Linked DNA regions of Homo sapiens: region 1 is linked to region 2. A link is an interaction called in ENCODE POLR2A ChIA-PET data of the cell type or tissue named here. Cell type or tissue: IMR-90. All regions are shown on one strand. Each heading gives the region's core, and the rest is flanking DNA. Links, peaks and the distances in the headings are about the cores only.

Region 1 (5,404 bases), core at 90-5,089, 380 kb after region 2:
CAGCAGCAGAATATACATTCTTTTGAAGCACAATGAAATATCCTCCAAGATAGATCATATGTTAGGCCACAAAACAAATCTTAACAAATTTTAAGAAGATTGAAATCATATTAAGTATCATTTCTGACCACAATGGTATAAAACCAGAAATCAGTAACAGGAGGAAAATTTGAAAATTTACAAATATATGGAAATTAAACTACACACTCTTGAACATCCAGTGAGTAAAAGAAGAAATTAAAATATTTATCTTGAGGCCAGGCTCGATGGCTCACTCCTGTAATCCCAGCACTTTGGGAGGTCAAGGTGGAAGGATCACTCGAGCCCAGGAGTTCCAGACCAGCCTGGCAACATACTGAGACTCCATCTCTACAAAAAATAAGAAAAAAAATGAGCTGGGTGTTGTGGGGTGTGCACCTATAGTTCCAGCTACTAGGGAAGCTGAGGTGGGAGGATCACTTGAGCCTAGGAGGTCAAGGCTGCACTAATCTCCAGCCTGGGGGATAGAGTGAGATCCTGTCTCAAACAACAACAACAGCAAAACAATAACAACAACAACAACAAACAAATCTTGAGGCAAACAAAAATGAAAGAAACAAAACATACCAAAAGTTGTATACCAAGAATGCAACAGAAGTATTTTGAAGAAGGAAGTTTATAACAATTAATGCTTACATTAAGATTAGCAACCTAACTTTACACCTCAAGAGAAACTAAAAAAAGAACAAACTAAGACCAAAGTTAGCAGAAAGGAGGAAATAATAAAGATTAGAGCAGAAATAAATGAGAAACTAGAAAACAATAGAAAAGATAAACATAACTAAGAGTTGGTTTTCTTTGAAGATAAAATAAATAAACCTTTCACTAGACTAATTAAAAAGAGAGAAGACTCAAATAAATTAAAAATAAAAGAAAACATTGCAACTGATACCCCTGAAAAACAAAGGATCATAAGCAACTACTCTGAACAATTATATTTGAACAAATTGGATAACCTAGGAGAACTGAATAAATTCCTAGAAACATACAACCTACCAAGACTAAATCATGAAAAAGTAAAAATCTGAACAGACCAGTAACGAGTAACGAGATTGAATCAGTAATCAAAAACCCTCACAACAAAGAAAATCTCAGGTCCTGATAGCTTCACTGATTAATTCTATCAAGTATTTAACAATTTTCTTAATTTTTTGGCTGGGCACAGTGGCTCACGCCTGTAATCCCAGCACTTTGGGAGGCCGAGGCGGGCAGATCACGAGGTCAAGAGATCGAAACCATCCTGGCTAACACAGTGAAAACCCGTCTCTACTAAAAATAAAAAAATAAAACAAAATTAGCCGGGCATGGTGGTGGGCACCTGTAGTCCCAGCTACTCAGGAGGCTGAGGCAGGAGAATGGCCTGAACCAGGGAGGTGGAGCTTGCAGTGAGCCGAGATCCCATCACTGCACTCCAGCCTGGGCAACAGAGCATGACTCCATCTCAAAAATAAATAAATAAATAAAATTAATTAATTAATTAATTTAAAGTAGATATATATATGTATTTTTATAGAGACAGGGTCTTACTATGTTGCCCAGGCTGGGTTGAAACTCCTGGCCTCAAGCCATCCTCCTGCCTTGGCCTCCCAAAGAGCTGAAATTATAGGTGCGAGCCACTATGCCTGGCCCTACCAAGCATTTAAAGAACAGTTACCACCACTCTTTATCAAACTTTTCCAAAAAATTGAAAATGAGGAATTACTTCAGTCAAGTTATGAGGCCAGAATTACCCTGATACCAAAGCTAGAAAAAGATACAAGAAAAGAAAATTACACATCAATAACCCTGATGAACAGTCTCAACAAAATACTAGCAAACCAAATTCAACAGCACATTAAAAAGCATCATACACCATAATCAAGTGGGATTTATCCCTGGGATGCAAAGATACAAATCAATAAATGTGATATACCACGTTAACAGAATGAAGCATAAAAATCCTATTATCATCTCAATAGAGAAGAACCACTGGAGAGCACTCAACATCTTTTCGTGATAAAAGTATCTCAGCAAATTATGGGGCTGGGCGCGGTGGCTCACGCCTATAGTCCTAGCACTTTGGGAGGCCAAGGTGGGTGGATCACTTGAGCCTGGGAGTTCGTGACCAACCTGGGCAACATGGGGAAACCCCGTCTCTATATAAAAATTTTTAAAAATTACAAAAATCAACAAATTAGGTGTAGCAGGAACATACCTCAACATAATAAAGACCATATATGACAAGCACACAACTAATATTGTACCCAATGTTAAAAATCTAGAAGCTTTTCTTTATGATCTGGTACAAGACAAGGATGTTCACTTTCAGCACTTCCATTCAATTAAAAAAAAAAAAAGACATCCAAATTGGAAATAAAGAACAAAATGGTCTTTGTTTGCTGACAACCTGATAATATATATAGAAAAAGCCCTGAAAACTCCTCCATCAAAAAACCTGTTAGAATAAACAAAATCAGTAAAGTTACAGGATACAAAATCAACATACAGAAAGTAGTTGCATTTCTGTACACTAACCAGAGCTATTCAAAAAAGAAATTAAGAAAACAATCCCCAGGCCTATAATCCCAGCACTTTGGAAGGCTGAAGTGGGAGGATTGCTTGAGTCTGGGAGTTCAAGACCAGCCTGGGCAACATAGTAAAACCCTCATCTCTACAAAAAATAAAAATAAATTTGCTGGGCATGGTGGTGCACACCTGTAGTCCCATCTACTCAGGAAGCTGAGGAGGGAAGATTGCCTGAACCTGGGAGGTTCAGGCTGCAGCGAACCATGTTTGTGCCACTACACTCTAGCCTGGGCAACAGAGAGAGACCCTGCCTGTAGTCCCAGCTAATTGGAAGGCTGAGGCAAAAAGATTACTTGAGGCTAGGAGTTCAAGGCTGCAGTGAGCTATGATCACACCACTACACTCTAGCCTGGGTGACAGAACAAGACTGTCTCAAGACAAAATCCAACCAACCAAACAAAACCATTTAGAAATAAATTTAACCAAAATGAAAGACAGTACACTGAAAACTATAAAATATGTATGAAAATGAAGAAGACATAAATAAATGAAAGACTATTCCATGATCATGGATTGGAAAAATTAATATTGTTAAAAAATCCATTCTACCTAAAATAATACAGATTCAATCCAATCTCTATAAAAATTCTAATGGCATTTTCCAAAGAAATATAAAAAACAATCCTAAAATTCATAGTCAAAGGAATTTTGAGGAAGAAGAATGAAGCAAGAGACATTACAGCACCTGATTTCAAAATAGACTACAAGGCTATAGCAATCAAAATAGTATGGTACTGGAATAAAAACAGACACCCAGACCAATGAAACAGAATAAAAAGCCCAGAAGTAAATCCATATATTTGTGGTCAATTGATCTTTGACGAAGGTGCCAAGAACACACAATGGGGTAAAGAGAGCTTCTTCAATAAATGATCATGGGAAAACTGAATATCTACATGCAGAAAAATAAAATTGAACACTTATCTCACACCACATGCAAAAATTAACTCAAAATATATTAAAGAGTTAAACATAAGACCTGAAACGGTAAAACCACTAGAAGAAAACATGAGTGGAAAGCTGACACTGGTTTGGACAATGATATGAACAAAAGCATATGAATATTGGTTTGGACAATGATATGAACAAAACCATACAGATATGACCTCAAAATCCTAGACAACAAAAATAGGTAAATTTACCTATTTTTAGGTAAATGAAATTGCATCAAACTTAGAAGCTTCTGCACAGCAAAGGAAGCAATCAACAGAAAATAGAGATAACCTATGAAATAGGAGAAAATATTTGCAAACCCTATATCTGATAATGGGCTAATATCCAAAATATATAAGGCATTCAAACAACTCCACAAGCAAGAAAACAAATGACTAGTTTAAAAAATGGGCAAAAGACCTGAATAGGGATTTCTCCAAAGAAGACATACAAATAGCCAAGGGGAATATGAAAAACTGCTCATCATCACTAATCATCAGGAGAATGCAAATCGAAACCACAATGAGATATTACCTCACACCTGTTAGAATGGCTATTATCAAATAACAAGTGTTGGCAAGGATGTGAAGAAAAGGGAATACTTGTATACAGTTAGTGGAAATGTAAACTGGTATAGCTATTATAGAAAATAGTACAGGAGTTCCTCAAAAAAATTAAAATAGAATTACCATATGAGCTAGCAATCTCACTTCTGGGTACATATCCAAAGGAAATGAAATCAGTGTGTTGAAGAGATATCTGCACTTCTATGTTTATTGCAGCATTATTTACAATAACCAAGATTTGAAATCAAGCTAAGCATCCATCTGTGAATGAATGAAGAAAATGTGGCATATATATATGTGTGTGTGTGTGTGTGTGTGTGTGTGTGTGTGTGTGTGTGTGTGTATAATACAATGAAATATGAGTCAGCCTTAAAAAGGAAGGAAATCCTGTCATTTAGGACAACATGGGTGAATGTGGAGGACATTTCGTTAAGTGAAATAAACCAGGCACAGAAAGAAAAATAAATACTGCGTAATCTCACTTATATATGGAATCTAAAAATATCAAACTTACAAAAGCAGAGCAGAATGGTGGTTGCCAGGCACTGAGGGATGGGGAAATGGGGAGATGCTGGTGAAAGAGTACAGAGTTTCAGCTCTAAGATGAGTAAGTTCTGGAGTTCTAATGTACAGCATGATGACTATGGCAAATAATATTGCATTGTATGCTTTTTTTTTTAGACAGGGTCCTGCTCTGTCGCTCAGGCTATAGCGCAGTGGTGCCATCACAGCTCGCTGCAGCTATGACCACCCCGGCTCAGGCGATCCTCCTACCTCAGCCTCCTGAGTAGCTAGGACTACAGACATGCCACGTGGCTAATTTTTGTAGAGAGAGGATTTCATCATGTTGCCCAGCTGGTTTGGAACTCCTGGGCTCAAGGGACCCACCTGCCTTGGCCTCCCAAAGTGCTAGAATTACAGGCGTGAGCCACCACGCCCTCAAGAGTAGATCTTAAGTGTTCTCACCACACACACACACACACACACACACACACACACACACAATGTGAGGTAATTAGCTTGATTGTGGTACTCATTTACAATATATACATATATCAAAATATTACACTGTATGCTTAAATATATACAATTTTTATTTGTCAATTATACCTCAATAAACCTGGAAAAAAATTGAAAGAATACGTTCAACAAAAATCCATATCACTTCACCTAAATCCAGTACTGCCCCACACTTTACAGATCTCCTTTGCTTGTCCTCAGCCTTGCCCATCCCCAAGGGCTGGGGAATATTCTGGCTGACGGGCATGTCCATCTGGGGCCTATCTCCCACCTCTCCTTAT
Region 2 (5,404 bases), core at 270-5,269:
AAATAACAAAGTTCAAGAAAATAATCCTATAAAATTGTACAAACTTCTGGGCTAACCCCCAAGGTGCACATGCATAAATCTGACCCTAAATAGCATACTAAAGGATTTGATAACTGAATTATAGGGTAGGCCACTACACAAGTCCAAGACTGGCTATGGGGTGGCCCAGACCTGGGACAAATCCAAATAGCACTGTAAAGATATGAAAATGGAACTGAATTAGAACTATAGCCCACAGAAGGATAGTAGGAACTTGTAGTCTAAACCTAACTGGGTTGATTAACTACAAAAATTGTTTTAAAAATCCATTTCATAGGATTTAAAGGGTTGATTAACTACAAAAATAAAAAAAATCTATTTCATATGATTTAAACAGGATTCAGAGTCACATAAATTAATAGTCAAGATGTTCAATATATAATCCAAAATTACTTAGCACATGAAGAATCAGGCAAATCTCAACATTTCACAAGAGAGAAGACAATTAATAGTTGTTAACTCCAAGATTATATAGATGTTAGAATTCTCAGACAGCTTTTATAACCACACTTCAAGAGATGAGGACAAACACTCTTTGAAAAAAAATAATGTCAACTTTTATTTTAGATTCAGAGGGTACATATACAGGCTTGTTATCTGCATATACTGTGTGATACTGAGGTTTGGGGTACAACTGATCATGTCACCCAAGTCCTAAGCATAGTACCCAATAGTTTTTTAACACGTATCCCCCTCCATCTCTTGCCCCTCTAATAGTCCCCAATGTCTATGTTGCCATCTTTATGTCCATGAGTACCACTGTTGAGCTTCCACTTACAAATGAGAATATGCAGTAATTGCTTTTCTGTTCCTGCATTAATTTGCTTAGGATAATGGCCTCTATCTGTATCCATGTTGCTGCAAAGAACACGATTTAATTATTTTTTATGTCTGCGTAGCATTCCATGGTGTACCACATTTTCTTTAGCAAATTCATAAACTCCCTCCCTTTAAACCAGTGGAAAGATATAAGGTCTTCAAAGAGGAATAGAAGATATAAAAATAAAAACACATAAAAAAACACACTAAATGGAAATTTTAGATATGCAAAACAAAATAAAATTTAAAATTCACTAGATGGCTTCCATAGCAGAATGGAGATGACAGAGGAAAAACTCAGTGAATTTGAAGATAGGTGAATTGAAATTACTCTCTCTGAACAATGTAGAGGAAAAGTTTTTTTAAAAAATTAACAATACTTCAAGGACCTGTGAAACAATACCAAAGTTATAATGTTTATATCATTATAATATTAGAAGGAGAGAAGGAAGGGTGTGACACAGAAAAAAAATATTTCAATAGAAGTTGAAAACTTCCTAGATTTGGTAAAAGATATAAAGGTGCGGATAAAGGAATCTAAGAAAACCTCAAACAAGATGAACTAAAATAAATAAATAAATAAATAAATAAATAAATAAAAGATAAAAAGTCATGCCTAGAGACATCATAATCATGCTGCTGAAAGTAGCCAGAGGAAAAAGGATACATCTAAGTGGAGGATCAGTAAGTTTAATGATTGCATATTTCTCATCAGAAATCATGGAAGCTAGAAGGAAGTAGAATGACATTTTTCAAAGGGGTTAAAGAAGAGAACTGTCAATTCAGAATTCTAAATCAAGTGAAAATATACCTTGGGGATGACAATAAAATAGAGATATTCTCAGATGAAGCAAAACTTCTAGCATTCTTTGCCAGAGCGCCTGCTCTGAAATCATGGAAGCTAGAAGGAAGTAGAATGACGTTTTTCAAAGGGGTAAAAGATGAGAACTGTCAACTCAGAATTCTAAATCAAGTGAAAATATACCTTGGGGATGACAATAAAACAGAGATATTCTCAGATGAAGCAAAATTTATAGCATTCTTTGCCAGAGCACCTGCTCTAAAAGGAATACTAAAAGAAGTTCTTCACATGAGAGTACAATGATACCATAGCAAAACCTGGAACCTCAGAAATGAAGAAGGGAAAATAGTCCATTATATTTACTTAGTTGTCTACTTTCTCCTCTTCAGTTATTTTAAATATCTATGACAGTCAAAAATAAAAAATATACAACATTGTCTGATACTCCTAGAACTTTGCCTCATCAGTATCTCAGATCTGGGCAGGCTTATGACTTGCTTGTAACCAGTAGGATGCAGCAGAAGTGACACTATATGACTTCTGAAGCTGAGTCATTAAACGTTACGCAGCTTCTGTCTTTTTGGCTGGAACACTCTGTTTTGTAACCCTGAACTGCCATATGAGAAATCCAAATACCCTAAGGCCATGATGATGTGAGAACACCCAAACTAACTCATGCAGAAAGACCAAATGGAGAAAGTCAGAGGCTATGTGAAGAGAGAGAAATGTCTACACAGCCCACAGCTGCTTTAGTCCTCCCTGTTCCCTGCTCCAGTCTGCTCTTACAGTTTCAATCACTGTGAGCCCACATTAGCATGAGAAACCTTGGTGTTACCCAGGCCTGGACTACATATCATACAAAAACCCCTAGAACCAGGCAAACCTCTAAAATCCAGAAGATACCACTCAAACATATCAGACAAAATAAATATTATTTGGACATGCACCCAGAAATGAGTTTGCTTTCTTCACAAAATGAAATTTTGCAGAGTTTTCCACTTCCCCAAGAGAACATAAAAATCAAATTAGTTTTTCTTCAAGTAGCACTGATGCCCAGCCCCTGAGAATCCTCACACACAGCAAGCCTATGTTACAGAAATGAAAACACTCATCTTTTAAATATGGTGTGGGAAAGAATAGGAAATAAGGACTCATGGAATTTAAATGCATTTCCCAGTATTAGGGATCAGTTAATGAAAATAAATTGTATGACAGCAATAGGATGGGAAGCAATAAGAATGGGAAGTAGTTACAACCCCAACTGATTCTAGTTAATGAGACAAAAACTCTCACCTACCTGTTTGAAAAAGGAGACCAAGAGAATCATGAATGTGCTCTTCATTTGACCATAAAGCAGAGGGAAAGGCCATTTTAAACTTCTCTTCTGGCTTAACAAAGAAATCTGGCAAACATGTAATTGCCTTTTAAATAGTGGAGATGTCAGTTTGAATACAATTACTAGGGAAACAAGTTCTAAGATAACCAATTAGAATTGCAGACTGCCAGAGGATATAGAGAAACTTCAGAGGACATAGCCACTCTGAAAAGACTCCTTTGTACAAATATCTTTCACAGAGAGTTTTTAATAACAGAAAGGAGAACAGGGTTATACATTTTTACAAGTGTCTCCAAACTGAACAGAATATTAAGACCGGGACTTTTGTGAACGTCCTCGATTCATCCCTTTATCAGAAATACCTTAATGCTGCTAAATAGTGTCTGCTTCTCTGCTAGGGAAGAAAGAACTTCCCCTCCTCCTCCTCCTCTTTGTCTTTCTGAGATTTCTCATGGGTAGTTGGAGAGAAATTGGCAGGCCTGAGAAGCCTAAAACTTACTTTTAAAAAAGTATATTTGTTAGAACATTTCATGGCAAGTGATAGAGACTGTTGACAAAAGGAGTCAAACTCTGTACAATATTTTAAAGAGATTTATTCTGGGCCAAACATGAGTGACCATGGCCTATGACACAGCCCTCAGAAGATCCTGAGATCATGTGCCCAAAGTGATTAGGGCACAGCCTGGTTTTATACAATTTGGGGAGACATGAGACATCAATCAAATACATTTAAAATGTACATTGGTTTGGTTCAGAAGGGTGGGACAACTTGGAGGGTTGTGGGGTGGGGGGCGGGGGGTTGGGAGGAGCGTCTAGGCTATTGGTAAATTTAAACATTTTCTGATTGACAGTTGGTTGAGTTTGTCTAAGGACCTGGGATCGGTAGAAAGGAAATGTTTGGGTTGGCTTGTGGAGACCACAGTTTTTTTTTGTTTTTTTGTTTTTTGAGATAGGGTCTCGCTCTGTCGCCCAGGCTGGAGTGCAGTGGCAAGATCTCAGCTCACTGCAACCTCTACCTCCCAGGTTCAAGTGATTCTCCCACCTCAGCTGCCTGGGTAGGTGAAACTATAGGCGCCAGCCACCATGCCCAGCTAATTTTTGTATTTTTATTGGAGACGGGGTTCCAGGTTGGTCTCAAACACCTGACCTCAGGTGATCTGCCCGCCTTGGCCTCCCAAAGTGATGCGATTACAGTGTGAGCCACTGCACCTGGCAGTGTAGAGACCAAAGTTTTTTTTTTTTTTTTTGAGACAGAGTCTTGCTCCGTCGCCCAGGCTGGAGTGCAGTGGCGCGATCTCGGCTCACCGCAAGCTCCACCTCCTGGGTTCACGCCATTCTCCTGCCTCAGCCTCCTGAGTAGCTGGGACTACAGGCGCCCGCCACCACGCCTGGCTAATTTTTTTTGTATTTTTAGTAGAGACGGGGTTTCACCGTGTTAGCCAGGATGGTCTCCATCTCCTGACCTCGTGATCCACCTGCCTCGGCCTCCCAAAGTGTTGGGATTACAGGCGTGAGCCACTGCGTCTGGCCAGAGACCAAAGTTTTATTGTGTAGAGGAAGCTTTTAGCTAGCAGGCTTCAGAGAGAAGAGGCTGTACAATGTTTTCTTATCGGATTTAAAAGGATGCCTGACTCTTAGTTGATTATCTCCTGGATCTGGAAAGAAAAAAAAAAGGGCAGGGAAAGGCGGTTCTCTACAGAATGTGGATTTTTCCCAAAAGAGACAACTTTGCAGGGCCATTTCAAGAATATGACAAGGAAATACACTTGGGTTTTAAAATATTTTGATTTATTTCCTTGTTATGTGATGTTATGCCAGAGTCAGGTGAGAAAGAAGGTCAGATTATAGAGGGTTAAATAAAACCTCTCTGATGAGACTTTATGGTTTGCAGGGTGTGTCTCCCCCAGGCCCCTTAGGTAGGAATTTGGGCAATATAAGAAAAAAAAAGTCAGTGTTTAGTCTTCAAGACCCAAATGAGCTAGACTGGTGGGGAATGGGGGATTTATAATAAGTAATGAGTTTGCCTCACAGAACCCAAGGACAGAGATACAGCAGGACTTCAATGGCCAGCTGGAAGCAAGGCCCCACACACCATCAGGAAACCAAGAGGCCCTCCTTCGCAGGCCTCAGCTTCCCCTCCAAGTCTCCTTCATTCTTCAGTCTCTGCACACTGTCTCTCCCTGTTTTTCGGGACATGGAGCAGAAAGTATTAACCATCAACAACTCCCACACTAGATTATATCTCCTATGTTTGAAAGAGTTGAAATCTTTGGTCTCAATTCCAAATCTCAAAGGAAGGAGTCTCATTGGCCCAGTTTGGTCCCCAGCATGTCCCTAGAATGAATGTCTATCCCTAAGAGGAGAGAAGAGTGTCACAGTTGAGGAAGACTGTATCTTCATATGGATTG

The links. ChIA-PET counts read pairs that join two places held together with the same protein. Peaks named below come from ENCODE experiments on the same cell type or tissue, not always from the same donor. Only the 100,000 strongest peaks of a DNase experiment are listed, where the experiment ranks them.
Region 1: POLR2A ChIA-PET joins it to region 2 with 7 read pairs; 1 of 35 experiments calls an interaction of 5 or more read pairs at or near these places.

What each region holds. Positions count from the first base shown.
Region 1 is chr12:76,225,812-76,231,215 of GRCh38, reverse strand. No RefSeq gene overlaps it. Among named protein-coding and RNA genes, the nearest start is that of LNCOG, 31 kb to the left of the region's middle. In IMR-90, for the core only: no CTCF peak of the experiment used is centred there; a DNase peak (open chromatin) is centred at 4,565.
Region 2 is chr12:76,608,635-76,614,038 of GRCh38, reverse strand. The region is part of intron 3 of LOC105369850 (a long non-coding RNA gene); the gene reads right to left. Among named protein-coding and RNA genes, the nearest start is that of OSBPL8, 52 kb to the right of the region's middle. RefSeq lists an enhancer at 4,962-5,404. In IMR-90, for the core only: no CTCF peak of the experiment used is centred there; a DNase peak (open chromatin) is centred at 2,238.